Regions from separate parts of the Mus musculus genome. Here regions 2, 3 and 4 are each linked to region 1. Evidence: chromatin loops called from intact Hi-C (ENCODE). Cell type or tissue: heart. All regions are shown on one strand.

The links. Hi-C counts contacts between places; a loop is a spot of excess contacts. Peaks named below come from ENCODE experiments on the same cell type or tissue, not always from the same donor. Only the 100,000 strongest peaks of a DNase experiment are listed, where the experiment ranks them.
Region 2: a loop joins it to region 1, with 7 times the contacts of the local background. A loop is called at or near these places in 8 of 42 quality-filtered maps.
Region 3: a loop joins it to region 1, with 5 times the contacts of the local background. A loop is called at or near these places in 10 of 42 quality-filtered maps.
Region 4: it touches region 1 in a loop (3-fold over the local background); 9 of 42 quality-filtered maps call a loop at or near these places.

What each region holds. Positions count from the first base shown.
Region 1 is chr7:39,447,163-39,452,162 of GRCm38, forward strand. It overlaps Zfp939 (zinc finger protein 939), which reads left to right and starts at 2,356. Exons shown (of 6, transcript NM_001243021.1): 1 at 2,356-2,491. The coding sequence starts at 2,489. It also overlaps the pseudogene Gm5590. In heart, no CTCF peak of the experiment used is centred here; a DNase peak (open chromatin) is centred at 2,289; H3K4me3 peaks cover 1,574 bases; H3K27ac peaks cover 710 bases.
Region 2 is chr7:39,517,002-39,522,001 of GRCm38, forward strand. Zfp619 (zinc finger protein 619) reads left to right here and starts at 765. Exons shown (of 4, transcript NM_001004139.2): 1 at 765-863. The coding sequence starts at 861. In heart, a CTCF peak has its summit at 914; DNase peaks (open chromatin) are centred at 730 and 950; H3K4me3 peaks cover 1,701 bases; H3K27ac peaks cover 1,575 bases.
Region 3 is chr7:39,541,228-39,546,227 of GRCm38, forward strand. It overlaps a transcript of Gm33989 not described here. Among named protein-coding and RNA genes, the nearest start is that of Gm33989, 8.8 kb to the right of the region's middle. In heart, a CTCF peak has its summit at 3,074; DNase peaks (open chromatin) are centred at 3,184 and 3,744; H3K4me3 peaks cover 1,473 bases; H3K27ac peaks cover 1,319 bases.
Region 4 is chr7:39,550,625-39,555,624 of GRCm38, forward strand. Gm33989 (predicted gene, 33989) reads left to right here and starts at 1,874. Exons shown (of 6, transcript NM_001378673.1): 1 at 1,874-1,987; 2 at 2,604-2,708. The coding sequence starts at 1,985. In heart, a CTCF peak has its summit at 2,138; DNase peaks (open chromatin) are centred at 1,867 and 2,117; H3K4me3 peaks cover 1,670 bases; H3K27ac peaks cover 1,602 bases.

The DNA.
Region 1 (5,000 bases):
CTTCTGTAGAAGTAGGTTCCAACAGATGTGCTGGCAAGTAAATGCAAGCAGGCGAGAAGAGTGAATCTTCCTTCTTCCAATGTCCTTAAATAGGCCTCCAGCAGAAGGTGTGGCCAGATTAAAGGTGTATACTACCATGCCTGGATCTGGGACTTGTTTTGTCCCAGGCTGACCTTGAACTCAGAGATCTCCTTGCCTTAGTCTGCTGGGATTAAAGGTGTTTACTACCTTGCCTGGGCCTAAGCTTTTCATAGCCAATATGCCCCATGCTAAGATTCAGATCAGAAACTTGTGTCTTCCAGCCTCAAGATCTGGATCACAGGGGAACCTTCCAATTCTGGATATATAGTCAAGTTGACTACCAGGAATAGCCATTACACCACCTTGCGGAATGAGTTGTTTGGGAATGCAGGTGACCCAACCCATGAAGAGAGGAGAATGAAAATGGTTTGCATTGACTTCAGCAACCTGGACCAGACTCAGCGAGTCTAATGTTAGGTGGTTCATTGTTAGAGTATTTTGAACACAGTAGTTTGGGGAAAAGCTTCCTTCCAGGAAACAATCATTCCAGATCTAAGTGAACAATACAGCTGAAGGTTTTACTGTATAGAAACTCCTTTACAGAGTACATAGAACCATGGGGATGGGTTCTACAGCTAAATACCCTAGGAATCTCGTGTGGTCTTCTCTCAATAGCATAGAGGCTAGCAGGCCATAAAATACATGTGGCATCCCCACTAAGGGTGGGTTTTATTAATTAGAAGCAATGGAGGGAGAGATGTTATAAATCTTGCAGGATTTAGGTAAGATCTGCCTCTTTAGCAAAAAGTGAGTTTGGTCTGCCTCCACAGACAGCACAAATGTCACCAGGTCATTAACAATATCCACTTCTAGTCTTCTGGGTGAAAAAAACAGCATTTTTATCTCTTCCACTGAGGACAGAACGCCATGTGTTTAACATTCCTGGCTTCCTAATGCTCTGTGGGCACAAGAACTTTTGTGTGCCTAACATGCCCTGACTTTTCTCAAAGACAGACTTTAGGTTATAAGCCAAATAAACCCTTTCCTCCCTGAATTGCTTTTGGTCAGTGTTTAAGCATAGCATCAGAAAAGCAAACAGTATGGCTATCACAGAGCATATATGGAGGTCAGAGGACAACTTTTGAGAGTTGGTTCTCTCCTTATAGTATCTGGGTTCTAGGAATGGAACTCATGTTATCCAATTTGGTGGAAAACTCAATGAGGCACCTTTATGGCTTTACTTTTAAATAATAAACAAAACCGTGTTATTTATGAACAACATGGCCAAATAACACCATTTGTGTTTTCAGATAACGAATTCAGAAGTAATCTTGTCTGTGTGATATAATTTTATTGCTGCCCTCGAGTATGGATTAAAACAGAATCGACATCAGGTAGAGTAACACATTAGCTGTAAATTAACTCTAATCACAGAAATGTTCAGGCTTTATAGAGATTACTACCAGTTCAAGGTCATATCTGTAACGAGTTCCCAGCAAGTCACGATAACATACTGAGCCAAAAAGAAACTGGAGGGATGGTTTAAAGAGTAAGGGTGAATCTCCAAGTGTGAGACCCTGAGTCTGAATCTCTAGCATGTACATAAGAAAGTTGAGGGCTATAGAGAGACTGGGGACCACTGGGGTGGGCTGGCTGCCAGCTTTCCTCCAGGTTAAGCAAGAAGCTTTGTCCCAGGAGAATAAAGTCCACGTGTCACAGAAGAAGATTTTCAACCTTCTTCTCTGGCCACACATGTACACATGTAAGTAAAAGAAAATTTGAGAAAACAAACTTGGCCAATGAGATGATTCAGTGAGTAAAGGCTCCTACATCAAAGCGATCCGTGGGACTCACATGGTAGAACGAAAGAACAACTCTCACAAGTTGTCCTCTGAACACTACACGTGTGCCAAGGCAGGTGAAACCCCACGAAAACAAATAAATAAATAGGACGTAAAAACGACAAAAAAATAAAACAAGAAAAATCTGCTAATTAAATGAAAAGAACAAAACAAAAGCAAAAATCACAGTTACTATTGAGTCCTTCGCCAGAGGCAAATTCCTTTCTACATGGGTGCAGAATAGTTACTTTCACTCCGTGGGATTGGAGTGCTGGCGGCTCAGAGAGCACACTGTGACCTGTCTAGCATTTGTTGGTCACTGGAAAGACACCCCTACAGCTCCTTTCTCCTGTCACTCAGGAGGGCAAGGCCTGAATCCCTGTCCAATCAAAAGCACTGTTATAGGAGGATCCAATCGGATTCCCTGAGAAAGTAGGAGGGCGGGCATTGAACGAAGGTTCTTTTTATCCCCGCCCACTTACCACTACCCACCCACCACCATCGGGGTTGGGATCTGTCAGGCGCTTCTGCTTGGTATCTGCGATTCTCTGCCTCTTTCTGTCGTCAGTGCCCATCGCTGCTGGGGGAAGCTCCGTAATTAGGACCCTGGTGTCCAGGAACCGGAAATGGTGAGCGCATGGCGTCCTGACCTGGGCTCAGTGTTGGCACACCGCACCTTCCCGCCTGGCCCCTCCGGACGGTCCCGTCCAGCCAGGCACTGGTGTCCTGCCAGGGCTGATGGGTTTTCAGGCACCTGGGCCGGGGTGGCCGAGAAAGGCTTTTGAGAGTGGCCTGGCCAAGGCGTGCTGCGGAAAGAGCAGTCGTCGCTGCATCTAGGCCAGTGCGTTCCCGGACTCGCGCTGTGTTTTCTGCTGGGTTCTGAGTACGCCTTTGGGTGTGTGTGTCTGTTTTCATGTCTTTGTGGTTTTTGAACCGGACTCTCCAAATCTAGGTGTACGAGCGCCTGCCAGCACTATGGCTTTGCTGTCGCGAAGCATTTCCTTAAGTCACTTGGGTTCTCTAGGACGTTGGCTGTGTGAATCTTCTACCATTATTGAGAAGGCAGTGGCTTATTACCTCCCTACCTCTTCTCCACTGCTCATCACCTGCGGAGGTGGGTCCAGGGCTAGCTTGTATGCGTCTGCCTTTATGTGTCTGGGGATTGATCTGAATCTGTGTGATATGTCTGTATATATGGCATTGAGGATGGAATACCTGGAGATTTGTGCATATTAGACAAATTCTGTGCCAGGATAGAGACAGGGTCCCAGTGTAGGCCAGTGTGGCCTTGAATTTGCTATCTTCCTATATTGGCTTCTAAAATGTCTGGGATTATACTCATGCACCATCAGGGCTCATACTGGGTCCTTTTTGTGTAGAAGATTTGGAGAGCAGTGGGATGCTTTAAGTGGGGTTTAATGAGCTGTCCTAGTAGGAATATGGAAGACCTTGTTGCTTTGAGTGATTTGAACTGTGCGGACCTGACCAAAGAGGTTTCAGTGGCGAAGAACTTCAGTATGTGGCCTAGAGACTGCTTTTGTAATATTTTGGTGAAGTTTGTGGCTGCTTTTTGCCCTTGTCTGAAGAGTCTGCCTGAGGCTAAGGTGCATTGACAAAGGAATTCTCAGAAACACCCATCATAGACTTTGTTCTCTGGTTAAGTCTCAGGAGCATTTTTGAATAAGTTTAGAAAGGAAAAATATAAAATACATGGTTTGAGTATTAAAGGGGAACCAGGAAGTGAATCGGAGCTGAAACCTGTGTTCAAAGATATTAAATCGAATTAAGGGAGTGGAGCTTGGGGTAAGATCCCACCCAGCCAAATTTAGGTTCAGGTGTGGTAGTACAAGCCTTTAATCCCAGGAGACAGAACCATGCAGATGTCTGAGTTCAAGGTCAATCTACAGAGCAAGTTCCAGGACAGCCAAGCTTAGGCAGTGAGGGAGTTGGAAAACAGAAAGCTAGTGATAATGTAATAGAACAAGGGGGCCATGTTCCAGCCCTAGAAAGCAGCAGAACTAGGCAGTTCCAGCCATATGGCTCTGGCATCATAGTCATGAGGAGGAGACTACTGGGACAATTGATGTTGGTGAGCTGGTGCTAAGAAATTAGCAGTGATTAAGAAGAGACCACCATCACTAAGGTGAAATCTTCTGAGAAGTATTTTCTGAGAGCACAAAGAAGTTGTGTTCCAGAGATAGCCAAGGATGCACTTCATGCTGCAGCTGTACTTGGTAATGTGTAAGAGTCACACAGGTGATACTGGTTTTGAAGGCATGAAGGGGTCATGGAGAGCAGCTGAGGCTTGGCGCTGTGAGAGGCCATGGAAGGTCATTGGTGAAGGTGCAGCCTCAGTTGCAGTTGACAACCCAGGACTGAAGGGGTCACGTAAAGGAGTTGAGGCTTGGCACCATGAAGAGAGTCTATGAGAGGCTGTTGGTGAAGCCTAGTTGCAGCAGAAGACCCCAGTGTATTGGAGATGCCAGTACCATGGGATGATCACCAAGAACAGCAGCAGCAGCAGAGTGGATCAGCCAGAGCCTAGAGTGCTACAGAGTACAGAGCTGGAGGTCTGACCCTTTGGAGGAGCCCATAAGATCACGTGTGGATCCCAGACATTGGAACAAGGAGCTGTGAGGTTGAAGTTGCCTTGAGGACCCCAAGATGTTTGAGATGCCAGAGCCATGGGATACATGCTGAGGAAAGCGGCTAACAGGGAGTGGAACCACCCCAGGAGAAGTTTGTTGCAGTCAACAAAGGTGAAAAAGGAGTGCAGATCTGAAGACTGCTTTGACATCAGCCATGGAGATGCAGAGTTTGAGTTTTCCCAGTTGGTTTCCTGTCTTGCTTTGGAGACTACAGTTAAGTGATGGAAAGAATCTCAGAGGAGACTTGAACTTTGGACTTTTAACATTGTGTAGACGGTTATAGACTATGGGGACATTGGAAGTTGGACTAAATGTATTTTATATTATGTTATGGCTATTTATGGCCCCCATAGATTCATGGGCTTGAACAAAAATTGGGGCTAGGGAGTGGAATGTTATGGTTTGTCTGTGCTCAGCCCAGGGAGTGGCACTATTAGAAGGTGTGGCCCCACTGGAGTAGGTGTAGCCTTGGTTGGAGTAGATATGTCAC
Region 2 (5,000 bases), 70 kb after region 1:
AACCATGCTATGGAAGCATTGTATTACAGAGTGTTTCTGTGTTGTGTGTGTTTCTGTTCTGAGACTGGCCTTGAATCCAGTCTGTAGCCTTGTCAGATGCCTGATTTTCCTGCCTCAGCCTCCCATGTACTGGGATTACAGGACCTAGCTAGACTGGTCTCTAAATTTGGCAGTCTCTTTATCCCCACCTCCCTTTCAAAAGTAAATAACAGTTGCGCTTAAATTTTTTTTTTTAATCAACTTTTGGAAAAGCGAAATGGCTCAGCGAGTAAAGGTGCTTGCTTCTAAACCCTATGAATTGAGTTCGATCCCCAGGACCCATAAGGTGCAAAGGGGCCATCAACTCTAGCTAATTGCCCTTTAACTTCCACTCATGCTCTGTGGGACACATGTTCTTCTGCCACACTTTTCTTTTAACTAAATACATGCAATTAAAATTTTTAAATTAACCTTTTGTATAAAAATTCACGGCGATCCCTATACTAGCCATTGCGTGTAGTGGACAGTGCGAACGCACGACTCTAGACGGCAGGTCCAGCTCTGGAAGGCAGGAGTAAGTTCCTAAAAGGAAAACTCCTTCACGTGTGTACTCGGGGGACAAGCCACGGGCCACAAGGACCCGCTGGGCTGCCTTTGTCTCTTCGCTTCCACTCTCTCCTGTCACTCCGGCCTTGCTAGCCATTCAGAGCAGCCAGACCAGCTGTCCAATAAAGGGCGCTGCCGAGCGGCGAGAGGCGGGTTTTTCGCCGCCATGCTCCGGGTTCCCCTTTAAGGCTGAGCGAGGTGCCACTTGAGCCGCGCTTGCGAGCTCCGCTGCCAGGACCTGTGGGGAGAGTGCAGTCGAGATCGGAAGCCGCGCCATGGTGAGCAAGGGGCTGCTGTCCTCAGACGGGGAGGAGAGGCGGGCTGAGCCCCGGGAGGCCGTCTGGTGGAGCCTCCTTGCGGCTGGAGCGGAAGCGCTGTTCTGGGCCCCGGCTCTGGTCAGCTCCGCCCCTCGGGCCGCGCTTGCGTAGAGCGCAGAGCGCGGTGGCAGGAGGCTCCGCCCCTCTCGCCTTTTCGGGTGACGTCACTTTGTTACGGGCTCTTAGGCAGTGTTGTGAGTCCAGTTCGTCTCAGTTATCTTTAAGAGGTTCTGTACTTCGCATTTCATTATTTAGGTTTAGAATACACTTAGAGTTAATTTTCGTGACAGTTATAAAGTCCTTTATTAATTTCTTACATATAGATGTTAAGGTGGCTCACTAATATTTATTAATGAAGGGAATTCCTTGAGTTTTCTTTGTTTCTTTGTCAAAAACAGCTAACTGTATTCTTTTACCTTTATTTCCTAATTTTCTCTTTATCTTTTTATTGTGAAATAGGACATTTGTTTTGGCTTTTGAAATAGGGTCTCTCTACGAAGTCCTGGCTCCCTCCGGAGCTCTCTTTGTAGACCAGGCTGGCCTTGCATGCACTCACAGATATCCTGCCTCTGCCTCCGGAATGCTTTGATTAAAGATGCTGGGCTGAGAACATTCTCCAGAGTAGATTGCTTTTATTATTGTAGTTTAAACAAAGTTTTACAGTCAGATGATAGTGCGCGCGCGCGCGTGTGTGTGTGTGTGTGTGTGTGTGTGTGTGTGTGACCTATTCTAGTGTGCTGACTGTTTTCTTTAGAGATAGACACTCATGACTCAGTCTATGCTTAAACTCGCTGTGTTACCGAGGGTTAACTTTGAACTTCTGATCTTTCTTTTTTCACTCACCGCAAGAGTGAGTGTAATTCAAAAAGTGAAAGAAACTCGAAGTACGGAACCTCTTAAAGATAACGCAGAGAAACTAGACCTGCAATACCACCCGATTAAAGACTAAAGATATGTGTCAGCCATTTCTGTCTTTATGTAGTGCTTCAAAAGGAACCCAAGGCTTCTTCCTGCTCCTCAGAAGGCTCTATACCAACTGTGCTACTTACCAGTCTCATGTGTTTTCCCTTCCCGCACAATCTTTATTTTTAAGATTTATGTATTTTATATGTTTGAATGTTTTGTATGCATATTACATAATGCCTAGTTCCCTCGGAGGGGAGAAGATGGCGGTAAGTCCCTTGAGCTTGAGTTGATGTTTGTGAACCCCACGGGTGCTGAGAACCCAATGGGGAATCCCTTGCTAGAACAAGATTTCTTAACCACTTAGCTTTCTCTTTAACACTGCAGTTTTCTCATCCTGTGTTCAATTTCACTTTGCGAGGTCAAAAGACCCAGGGGTCTTATATCACACATGCTACATATCAGATATTTACATTATGACTCATACAAGTAACAAAATTACGGTTATGAAGTAGCAACAAAATAATTTTACAGTTGGGGGTCACCACAACACGAAGAACTGTGTCAAAGGGTTGCAGCACTAGGAAGGTTGGGAACCACTGCTTTAGACTTTGCATACAACCGATAGAATTAGATTTGTTATTAAGTAGCTAGAACTTCTTTTTTAGATTGTGTTGAATCTACAAATCTCTAAAAAAAAAATGGCGTATATATGTGTTTGTGTGTGTAGACTGGTGGGCACACTACCAAGCATGTGTGAACATCTGAAGACAACTTTCAGGAATCGGTTCTTACGTTGTATGGACCCCAGGTGTCAAACTCAGGAATTCAGATTTGGCACCAAACACCTTTAACATGCTGAACTATCTCTTGAGGTCTCTTGAGTTCTGTGTTGAGTTTATAGTTTAATTTGAGAAGTAACATAATTTTAAAGCTTTTGGTCCACAATTGGAATCTTTGCGCTCATTTAACTTTTCAATTAATAATTTAAAGTTTGTGTTTATAGATCGTTATTAAAGTCATATGTATTTCTAACTCCTTTTATCTTTGGTGCTATATAAATGATGCTTTTAAATGATATAATCAGATGTTCAGTGCTGATATGCAGGAAAATGATAGGTCATTAATTGAGTAATTTTGCATTTTTTTTTCCTTTTTTCTTTTTTCTAAATTGAGACAGGATCTCAGCCTGTAGCTCTGGAACTTTTTAGATCTGCCTGCCTTTGCCTTTCAAGTGCTTTTTTTTTCCTTGAATTTTTGTTGGGGCTGGGGATTTTCTGTGGTCAAAGACAAAATTATATTTTTCTGCTCAATATCACCTTGTCCCTGTTTTTTTTAAGGTTTTGTATTTTTAAGATTTTATGTTTATGAATATATGCCTGAATGTCTGTCTGTATAGATCCCCTGGAATCAAAGTTAGTATCTGGCTTACATGTGGATTCTGGGAACTTAATTCAGATCTTTTGCAAGAGAGCCAAAGATTCTTAACCCATGAGCCTCTCCAACCCCATGGGGTTTTAGGTATTGTCTTAGTTAGGGTTTTACTGCTGTGAACAGACACCATGACCAAGGCAACTCTTATAAGGACAACATTTAATTGGGGCTGGCTTACAGGTTCAGAGGTTCAGTCCATTATCATCAAGACAGGAGCATGGCAGCATTCAGACCGGCATGGTGCAGGAAAAGCTGAGAGTTCTACATCTTCATCTGAAGGCTGCTAGCTGAATACTGGCTCCCAGGCAGCTGGAACAAGGGTATTAAAGCCCATACCCACAAGGCCACACCTACTCCAACAAGGCCACACCTCCCAACAGTGCCACTCCCTGAGCCAAGCATATACACACCATCACAGGTATCCACCAGAGAAGACTTCTTTGACGTGGGCTTAAGCCAATAGAATGCTTTTATTAGGCAGCTAGTGACTACACTGGGTAGTCAGAATCCCAGTGTACCACTGAGCCTTTCTCAGGGTGTGTTTTTAAGTACAAGAAATCAACATTCTGGATTGACATAGTTCAGTTAACAAGAACAGTTAGCCAGAAGTGGATCTACAGATCTAAACGTTAAGTTAGTACATTTAGAGACTTTCCCACAATTATGGACTTTGATAGGTTAAGGGTTTGTTTTCATTTGGTCTATGGGCTGAGTTTTCTGACCTGATTGATAGAGAATCATGGAGTTAGTTGTGCTAAGATCTTGCAGCCTACTAAAGTCTGGGAGCCTGTTACATTCCCCATTGAGCTTAGAGTGGTGGACTTATCCTGCTTTAAGGAGTTGAAGCTGGCCCCAGATACTAAACTGACACATAATTAGCCATCTAGATGAAGATGCAGGTCCCTGCTGTTAATCCAATCAGAATGAGAATTAAAGGTCCAGACAATACTGATAGCAGAGTAGTAGCCAGGGAAACCAAGAGAAAAGAGACTGGTATCAATTTGTTTTTGTCTTTTTCTCATTTTGATTTTTTTCCCCAATGATGGCAAGATGTTTTCTATTATTCTTAATCAATGAATGCAAAATAACAGGTTTCTTCCGAAGCCATATATAGAAACTTTCCATTATCTCATGAGAAGTCTAAACCTCTTCAATTCTCTAGGACTATTTCTGCAAGGGAATCTAACTGTTGTTTTAATCAAGAAATGGAAACTTTTAATATGTTTAGGACCTGACCAACTTGTCTACTTAGTTTGGAAAGCATCAGAAGAGGCACATGTAGTCGACACCATTAGTACATGCCCACCAAATAGTCTTGGGGGCTCAGTAATGTTGTTATCTAGACAAATTAACCCATAAGACTGAACAACAGGCATCAGAATAAGGGGACATGCCTAGGTTAAAGGTTTTGGATATTAGACAAGTTTCAGTCCCTTGTAAGTCCTCTAACATTAATCTGGGCTGTCCCCAGCCAAAATGAGCTTTGTTGGTCAAGGGACTGACAGTCTAGTTAGTTTCTATCCCTGTCTCGTATGGGCATAGCTAGCATTAGCATAACCAGCAGTTTTGGCAGATTTCAGCCTGGGAATGATGAACTCAATCACAGGATTCCTTCCTGTGGCATAGTCTGATACTCCAGGTTTTCCAAAGGCTAGAATCTTTCTTAATGGATTTCCAGATTTTTAATTTTATGGCCATTGGATTACATTTTCCTATCTTGTATTTCTTGGAAGGTAGCTTCCTATCTATTCATCTCTGTGT
Region 3 (5,000 bases), 94 kb after region 1:
TAAAGCAAAAATCACCTTTTGAAGATGATGATGACAAAGAAATCAACGACGGGCACCTGAAGTGATTTTGAAAGCTATTACTGTAACCCTCCAGTGCCTCTTTTCCTCTGTTACTCAGGTTTAATTAGTTGATTTCTTATTTGGTAGGACAGACAGTGTCTCACTCTGTAGCCCAGACTTTCCTCACATCCACAGTAGTCTTCCCACCTCTATCTCACAAATGCTAGATTGCCAGCGGGCTTTACCACAAGTCCAGCTTAAGTGGCACATTAGAATAGTCAGACAGAGCGAGCAATTGTGTTAGAGGAAGAGAAAGGGAAACACAGCTTTATGCTGCTTTCTATAGTAATACAGTTCTTTTCTGGAACCTCCACTTTAGTGAAGCCAGAATTCTTGACTGCATTGTTAAAAAGATCTTGAGTCAATACAGATCAGAGGTGAGTTTTATTTTATGTTTGTCTATTGGTGTGTGTGCATGTGTGTGCGTGTAAGAGAGAGATGGTTTGTATATGCTTGGCAACAGGGAGTGGCACTATTAGAAGATGTGGCCCTGTTGGAGTAGGTGTGGCCTTGTTGGAGTAGGTGTGTCACTGTGGGTGTGGGCTTAAGACCCTCACCCTAGATGCCTGGAAGCCAGTGTTCTGCTTGCAGACTTCAGATGAGGATGTAGAACTCTCAGCTCCTCTGGCACCATGCCTGCCTGGACACTGCCATGTTCCTGTCTTGATGATAATAGACTGAACCTCTGAACCTGTAAGTCAGCCCCAATTAAATGTTGTTATTGTAAGAGTTGCCTTGGTCGTGGTGTCTGTTCACAGCAATGAAACCCTAACTAATACTCTGTGTGTGTGTGTGTGTGTGTGTGTGTGTGTGTGTGTGTGTGTGTGTGTGTGTGTTTGCATGTGAGTTATGGCATCCAGATGAAGGTTAGAGGCTAAAGTTACCTTCCACTGAACTTGAGGCAGGGTCTCTTGTTGCTGCTCTATGGCTGTGATTATCTAGGGGTTCTCCTGTCTCTGCCTCCTGTCTTGTCCTGGTTCACTGTAGTTACAGACCTGCACAGTCATATTTGACTTTTCTTGTGTTCTGGGGATGGGAACTCAGCTCCTTAGTTACAGGGCAGACACTTTACCCACTCAGCCATCTATTCTGCCCTGAAATTTATGACAAAGAGAATTTAAGCATAGTTATTAGCAAGAAAGGCACTTCAGGAAAGCGTGGGTAAATGTTGCGGCAGCTATGTATACAACTTTCATGACGTCTAAAGTTGCATCTCCAACAGTTCATGAAAGCCTCTTTCTTTCCTTTTAGTAAATGAGCTCATAGGTTGCTTCCTGAGGTGTCATGGATGGGATTACAATATAGTAAGGTAAACTCTTTCCATAGTTCCCGAAGCAGCAGTCTAGCTGTTAGAGACAGCATGGCTTGGTCCTGATTCTGCCATCCCTGCTGAGATCTTCATGCCACCCCATTGTCTATGTGATTCAGCCTGCCTGGCAGGAATGATATTCTAAAGAGACATCTGTATCTTTCTCTCTGGCCAACAGACTCTTGAAACAAATTAGAATGTTTCCAAGAATCTCATCCTAGAAGCAAAGGCCGAGGAAAACCAGAGGAGGACCTTGTATATGGGAGACTTGTCTAAGTCTGTTTTCCCGCCATACTGTCAAGACAAGAGCTGAAGGTAGGGAGGTGGGTGGGCTACACCTCACCTCATGCCTTGGCTGGACTGTTTAGGTAAGCTTATTGCTGGCCTCTACTTAAGTGTCATCCTGCTGTAGGACCCTGAAGATGGACTAAGGGACATAGTCATGTCTCTTCCGAATGTAACCACATTAAATAAATCCTTTTTCTGTCTTTCCCTTACTTATTTATATTGATTGATGGTTATAGGTGCCACAGTGGAGAGAGAAGCTCGCTAAGATGCAAAGCCTTCATTTTCTGAAGGAGCAGAGGGGCTCAAGCCTTCTTGGAAAAGACTGACCCTAACCAGCTTACACCAGTGACTTTTATTCACTCTTACACAAAATTAAGTAGGCTGGGAAAGGTTCCAGCTACCAATGTTATCTTGACCTTGCTGCCTGAGAGAGCAGAGCAGACAATCCACACAGATTTCCGTTCCTTTTGACCATGGCTAACTATAATCAAAAGTAAGACCTCCAAGTTGGCCAGGAATGTGTTAGGACCAAAGTCTGTGCAGCTGCAAGCTCTCATGTAGTAACAAGTGTAGACTCTCCAGGGAGACATTTCTTCAAGGTTCAAGCACCCTGGAAGCAATTTCTCAGCCTCTACCAATGAATCCAGACATAGCAAAGGCTCTGCTGAAGTATTTCACTCAAAGCTGGACACAAAGGCTTTACGACACACTTCACTTGAAGCCACACATAAAGGCTTTACTATACAAAGCACTACATATTTATTTATCTATTTAATTTTGAGGCAAGGTGTCTATCCTGTAGCTCTGGCTGTCCTGGATCTTGCTGGGTACACCAGGCTGGCTCTGAAATCACAGAGATGCATCTGTCTTTGCCTCTGAGTGCTAGGATTAAGGCAAGGCATGTACCACCAGGACTTGGCTGATTGTCACTACTAATTTAACTCTTATTTTATGGGAGGATGAGAGGCAGTGGCTGTTTATTTCATTAGAGTAGCCAGGACACAGGCTCTGGCTAGAACAGTGACAGAAGATGGCCAACATCAAATGCATATCTCATGTCTTAAACTCCACTGACTTCCCTCTATGAGCAACATTTGATGATGATGATGATGATCGATTATGTTATAATCCTATCAAAGGAGTAAGGGAATAGCATTTTACAGAGGGGGAAACCCAGACTCACAGAGATAAGAGATTTTCTACTATAGTTATGTGTAACCGCTCTTTTTAATCCCTCCAACCTAGAGATTCATTAAAATTGAAAATAAAGCCACCCAAGCCAGGCAGGGTGACACAGGCCTGTAATCACTTGGAAGGTTAAGGCAGGTTTACGAGGATTCAACAAGGTGCACAGAAAAGTGGAGTGCACTCCTGTGGGACTCAGACTGGAGTCTCCCCGCCCACTTCTCGAGCCTCCTAGTGGCTGCCTAGAGAGAACTGAAACCCTCCCAGGTCTGGGTTGGAGAGCCTGTGCTAACGCTGGGGCTCCTGAAAGTCCTCCCACTCCGGAATCTGCCTAGCTCTCCTCGGCTCCGCCCTGCTCCCGATTGAGTTGTCGGTAGTGGCGTTTGCAAGCGGGCGGTGAAGGCGCTGTCGAGTGGAGCAACTCACGCGCATTCGGTGAGGAGCAGGGAGGCCGGGTGCTGGCCCTGTGAGATGCCAGGTCCCTGCTGGGGTCCTTGTCTGCAACTGCGCGACTGCGCGTAGTGTAGCCGCGGGACGGATCGGGACAGTGTCTTTGGCGCGGGGAAACAGCGATCTGGACTCTCGCCCGCAGCTCTCTCTGCTGTCCACTCGGACTCCTCCTTTCCTCTCGCGTCTCCTTTCCCCTTGGGTTCCCTGGCGTCTTTTCCTGTCCGTGAGGGTCCCTTCTGAAAGATTTCCAGGCCCAAGTTAAGATGATCTTTCAAAGTCCCCTTCCTTAGAACTGTGCTGTCCCTGTCCGTCCCGTTTTAGCAGTCTCTTGTCTCTGATCCTGGCCAAGTCCGCCACTTTTCTGGCCTGAACCTCAGAAAGTCTGTCGTAGATTCAGTAAAGAGGATTGATTGTGTCTACAGCCCTCTCTGTGGCGGGGCGTGGAGAATTGCTGACCAAGCTCTCTGTCCTTTGTGCAGTTGCAGCCTGTGTCAGGCCCTGGACGAAGATAGAAAGAGGGTGGTGGCCACAGCTCTGTAAACATGTACTTCATACTTCGCAGTGAGTGGTTTTGACTTTAAGACAGTTTGGAGTTAGTGACTTATTTGATAATAGGGAACAAGTGGCTTCTCCTTAGGACATCGGGTTTTCTGCATTTGTGTAGAACGTGCGTGCTCTCCAGTGGGGAATTCTGTTTTCCAAAGTGAGACGCATTTTCCTACTCAAATGTTTACTCTGTGGCTGGCTGGGAAGGGGATGAGAAGGAGAAATGGAGGGGTGGGGGGTGGGGGGGGGCTTTTCCAGACTTTTACAACTACTGGGGCTGGGCATGGTGGCGCACGCCTTTAATCTCAGCACTTGGGAGGCAGACGCAGGCGGATCTCTGAGTTCGAAGCCAGTCTGGTCTATAGAGTGAGTTCCAGGACAGCCAGGACTACACAGAGAAACTCTGTCTCGGGGGAAAAAAAAAAAAAACAAAAAACTACTGGGAAAAAAATCACTTTTCTTTTTTCTTTTTTTTAAAATCAGTTTCCCTCAGGCTCCCCCCCCCCCCCCCGTGCCTCTCACTTTTGAGATTGTTGTCAAGGCCTTGGAGAGTAGATATTTGGTACTCTGCAGTGTTACTTTATAGGTTTTCTAAATGTGAGCAAAACTCAGTGTCCAGACACTGAAATAGTTCAGCATGCTGTACCTTGATGGTGGAGTAATGGAAACGTCTCAGGAGTGTTCTGCAATGCTCTGTCTGACTTTTACTGTTTTTATTCTTTGAGAATTTCATACATTATATTTCGATCATATTCATCCCCCTCACCTGTTCTTCCCAGATCCACATTCCACTTCTATCAGTCCACTCATATATATGTGTGTGTGTGTGTGTGTATGTATACAGTATAATATGTATGCATATATGTTGTACATATATATATATATTATATAATATATTTTATATAGAAGGGCTGTTTTGTTTGTTTTGTTGGTTGGTTGTGTTTTTTTGTTTTATGTTTTTTGTTTTTTGTTTTTTGTTTTTGTTTTTGTTTTTTGGTGGTAGAGGGTGCTCTTACCTCTTTGGCTGCCCTGGAACCTGCTAGGCAGACCAGGGTAACCTTGAACTCAGAGAGCTCCTTCTGCCTCTTCCTGAGGTAGAGTTGGGGTTGAGATTAAAGGTATATAGTAGCACACCCAGCCATGTGACATGTTCTTAAAATAC
Region 4 (5,000 bases), 100 kb after region 1:
ATTCTCTGTAGCTTTCTTTTCCTGTAATGCCATTGTCTGGCGTTGAACCAGATAGTGGTCTCAGAATGAGTTGAAGGGTACTTATCTTTCAGTCGTTTGTCGGAGCTTGTAGAGGATTTCTTATGTCTCCCTCAAATATGTGATATAGTCAGTTGTTGAGGGTTTTGATGATAGATTCCATCTTTTCACTGGGTATATTTTCTAATAAGATTTTTGTAATTTTCCTTGATTGAACTATGGTAGAAATCTGTCGATTATATCTAGATTATTCAATATGCTGTTCTATTCTCTTCTAATCAATTCTGTTTCTATAATGGGTGATAATACCTCTTTCCTTTTTGTGGTAGTGAGACACTGGAGAGTCAGCTTAGGATTTCTCACATGCTAGGCTAAGCCCACCTTTCTTTCTTTCTTTCTTTTAAGCTGGGCTTTCTCTGTCTGTCCTGGAACTTGCTCTGTAGATCTGGCTGTCTAGAACGTCAATATCTGCCTGCCTTCCAGAGTTCTGGAATTATAGTTTCATGCCATTTAGTCTAGCTTTGTTTTTTTGGTTCTTTTAAAAACATTTTTGGGTGTATTTATTTCATTTGTGGACCATGCGCATGCATACCTGATGCCAGGGAGGCTGTAGGATCCCCTAATTGGAGTCATGGATGGCTGTGAACAGAGATGTGGCTGCTGGAAAGAGATCCCAGTTCCTCTGAAATAAAAAGGGCTCTTAACCCCAGAGCCGTCTTCAGTCCCCAAGCCTTTTTTAAAACATGTTTTAATTTTGAGACAAGATCTCATTAATTTCTCCAGGATGGCCTTGAACCCAGTCCTGCTCAAGTAGCCCCGTCGTGCCTTGACCTTTCTTTTTAATTTTTAATTATTATCTTGTTACTTTTATGTGTATGTGTGCTTTGCCTGTTTATATCTGTTTACCACACGCATGCAGTGTTCTTGGACACCAGAAAAGGGTGTTTGAGTCCCCTGGGACTGGAGTTAGACAATTGTGAGCCATGTTGTGGATGAAGCCCTGGTCCTCTGGAAGAGCAACCGGTACTCTTAACCCCAGAGCTATGGCTCCAGCCTCCATTTCTTGAACCTTCAATCTTTCCAGTAGAACCCAGGGTATGGAAGAACAGCAACTTCTGAGTGTTGTCTCCGAGCCCCTGGGTTCTCAGTACACAAAACAGCCTGTAACGGTAGCTTCAGGGGATATGTTACTCTACACACACAAACAAAATACAAACATCTTTTTTTAAAACTCAACTTTTGAGTTTGAAACATCATTAGTGCTGTTTTGGGGTTTTTGAGGGCTGTGTTATTGTTGGGTTACCCATTTCACAGACTGCTGATCTAATCACTACTATTTTTTTCTAAACTCCTTTTTTCCCCTCTTGGCTGGTGTCATTTATAGACAGTCCGATGTAACCCAGGCTAGTCTTGAACTGCTGCTGATCCTCCTAGCCCTACCTCTTTAGTGCTTGGATGAAGGCTTCGCCTACAGTACCGGGAGTGGCATGTTCTACTATTGTTGAGCATCCTAGGCCTGCTTTACTGAAATTGTTGATCCTTAGAGGACCTCAGGACCTGTTCTCATGTGTCTTTGGGTGCGCCTGGGCACCCCTCCAGCTGAAGCAAAGATCACTCGTGGGCTATTGTGTAGCGAGTTATGCTAACACTAGAGACCCTGTGACTAGGAGGAAAGGCAAGGAATGCAAGAAGCAAGCGCAAGTCCTTAAATGCACCTTCCCTGTCTTTTCGAATTGGGCTTCCTTCCTAAGGGAGCTGCTTCTAGCATTCAGACCTCGCTAGCCAATCAGAGTATTAAGCGGGCTGTCCAATCAGGATATCTGGCAGGCGGCGGGGAGGCGGGTCTTCTCTGGTTGCAGTGTTGTGTGTAGGTTCTCCGTGGCGGACACGGGTACGAGTGGGCCCCGCTTTCGGCGCTGGTACCAGGAGCTCTGAGAGGAACGTGGGCGAGCTCGGAAGCTGCGCCATGGTGAGCGAGGGGCCTCTGCCCCCAGAGCGGGAGGGGCGGCGACTGAGCCCCGGGAGCCGGTGTGCCGGGCGCTCTTCGGGACTGGGGCGGGGCCGACATGCTGCGAAGCAACCTAGGCCCTGGACCGGCGGCCTCTGGGCAGCTCCGCCTCTCGGCCGCTTCTGCGCAGAGCAAGGAGTAGCGAAAGGCTCCGCCCTGCGCTGGGGACGCCCGGGTTGGTGACGTCGCAGCTGTGCGAGCGCTCAGAGCCTATGTTCTTTTTTGTCCCGAGGGCCAGTTGCTAGCTAAGTGAGGGTAGTCTATAGTTTCTTCGAGTTATAGAAGTTCTGACGTTTACGTTTCCTGTCTAGGCTTAGAATGTACTTTAAATTACTTTTGCGAAAGTTGTAAAGTCTACCCAATATTTGGTCTATATCTGCGTGTTTGTTTTACTAGTTTGTTAAGTCACTTACTGTATTTTGGGTTTGCTTCTGACTGTTTAAATTGTTATTTCTTAGTTTTGAAATACTGTACTACTTTGATTATTGCAGTTTTATCGGGAGTCTTAAAGTCAGGCAGTGTTCTGTTAATGCTTCAGTATCGTGTTAACTTTTTTCTTTTTCTTTTTTTGAGACAGGATCTCGGGTTTCCCAAGTTGGCCTCAAACTTTCTCTTAGCTGAGGAGGACCTTGAACTTCTGATCCCGCTACCCAAACCCACCTCCAGAGTGCTGGGATTAAGGGTGTGTGACTATAAGCCCCTTTGTGTGTGTGTGTGTGTGTGTGTGTGTGTGTGTGTGTGTGTGTTTCTGGGGAAGGAACCTAGGGCTTCGTGGTAGTAGTCAAACATTCGATCCGATTCTGAGTATATCTTACAAGATAATGTTTAGATCAACTTTCTGTTATTTTTAGCATAAATTGTGAGGATTTGATGTGTTGAATTTGTAGATCAAAATGACAACTGTCATAATTTTGAGGCTTCTTCCCAAAACCATGGAAATCTCTCCACTTACTAAGGTCTTTGATTGTTTTTATATTAGAAATGTATGATTTTTGTGTACAGATGTTAATTACATTAATATGCAAATATGTCTCACTTTATCCTTGCTATATAAGCTGTGTGGTGGTTTTAATTTTCCATCCAAATGCCAATGTACATACAGTTTGTATATTGATCTTGCAGCTCTACAAGTTCCTAGTTTCCTAAATTCTTGTTGGTTCTTGGGTTTTCTAAAGCCAAAGAGAACTTTACTTTTTTTAGTTATTTAACACTTTCAGTAGTACTTTTCCTTCTCTGGCAGTATAGGGTTGTTTTTTTGTTTTGTTTTGTTTTGTCTACAGTTACTCGTATGGTGTTGTGGTTTTTCTGTTCTGCTTCTCAGTTTGGTGGTTACATTTTAAAAATTGGTACTGATGGGGGTGAAAACAGCTATTTGCGTAATGCTAGGCATGTGTTCTACCGTGGAGCTTTGTCCACAGTCTGAAGTCTGAACTGACTTTCTGTATCTGCAGTGATTCCAGCCTGGTTTCAGATCGGCTTTTTATTTGCAGACCAGGCTGGTTTCAAACTCACATGAGATCTGTCCCAGCATGCCAAATGCTGGGGTTATAGGCATATGTAACCACACTGCCTCATTTTTAATTATTTTAGAAATACACTTGAAGATTTGGATTACTGATGTTTGTTGAGTTTTTTGCATTGAGCATTCTTTAGTTGTTGTTGTTTTCTTTTCTTTTTTTTTCCTCCTGTGTTGTTTTGGTGTTTTGGTAATGTTGCCTCAAAATTTGAACCACAGTTTGTTTGCCATTTTAGAAGATGTTTTACTGAATTAGTGCCATATCTTAATTGTTAAAAATTTGATAGTTGAAATAATTTGCATCTTGTATATCTTTTTTTTGAGTTAGTGATTTCATTTCTTTAGCACATATAGGCCTACTCATATTGGCCGTCTCTCTGTCTTTCAGAGAATTTGTTCATTTCTTCTAAGTTACTAAGTATGTGGTCTGGAGTTGTTCACAGTATGCTTTTATGGTTCTTTTATGTTCGTGCTAATGATGGCCCTGTATAATTCTCTCACCCAAGTCCTGAGCAGGCATAGTCCTGCTTAGTTTCCCAGATCAGCTAGAGCGTGAGAGTAGGCGTGCTCAGGGTGGTATGGCTGTAAGTCGTCCGTCCTCCACACTCTGATCACTCATCTCTTTAAACCCACGGCTGGAGACCTAACAGTTTTGAAAAGCGAAGCTTTAGAGTGATTGGTTGTCTCTTGACTGCCTGTTTACAATTTTATTCTCTAATTGTTATTTTCCCGGGCTTGATTTATTTCTTCTTTCTCTAGCTTCCTATTACGGAATGATTTATTTTGCAGCTGTCTTCCTTTATAGTATAGACATTTATTGTTTTAATCTCTCCCAAATATTTGTGCTTTGTGGCATAAATTTTTGTAAGATGTACTTTTGATTCTGTTGAAATATTTAATCTCTCGAGACCTCTCCTTTACCGAATGTTACTTAAGACTTTGATTTCGTATCCCTGTTTTCCAATGTGTTGCCTTTAGCTTAGGGATTCCCAGTGCCTAATCATAAAGGTGCCAAAATTAAGAGTGACTCTCTGTCTGTCTCTTTTTCTGTCTCTCTCTCCCTCTCTCATTCTCCCTTTTCATCTCCCTTTCCCTCTTCCCCTTCCCCTTTCTCTAGGGTGGAAGTGTCAGGTTGACTACTCCAGGATTTATAATAACTTTTAAAATGACTTAATTATTTATTTTTCCTTTAAGTGCATTGGTGTTTTGCCTATATGCGTTCCTGTGAGGGCGTCAGGTCCCCTGGAGGCGGACTTACATTTATGAGCTGCCACGTGGGCATCAGGGGTTGAACCTGGGTCCTGTGGAAGAACAGCCGGTGCTCCTAACTGCTGAGCCATCTTTCAAGCCTCAGGATTTTAAATAAGTTTTAGTGATACCTCAAAATATATCCTGTTTCTGGGTTGGAAGAACCTTTATTGGCTCAGTCAGGAGGACAGAAGAGTTGAACACTTAGTG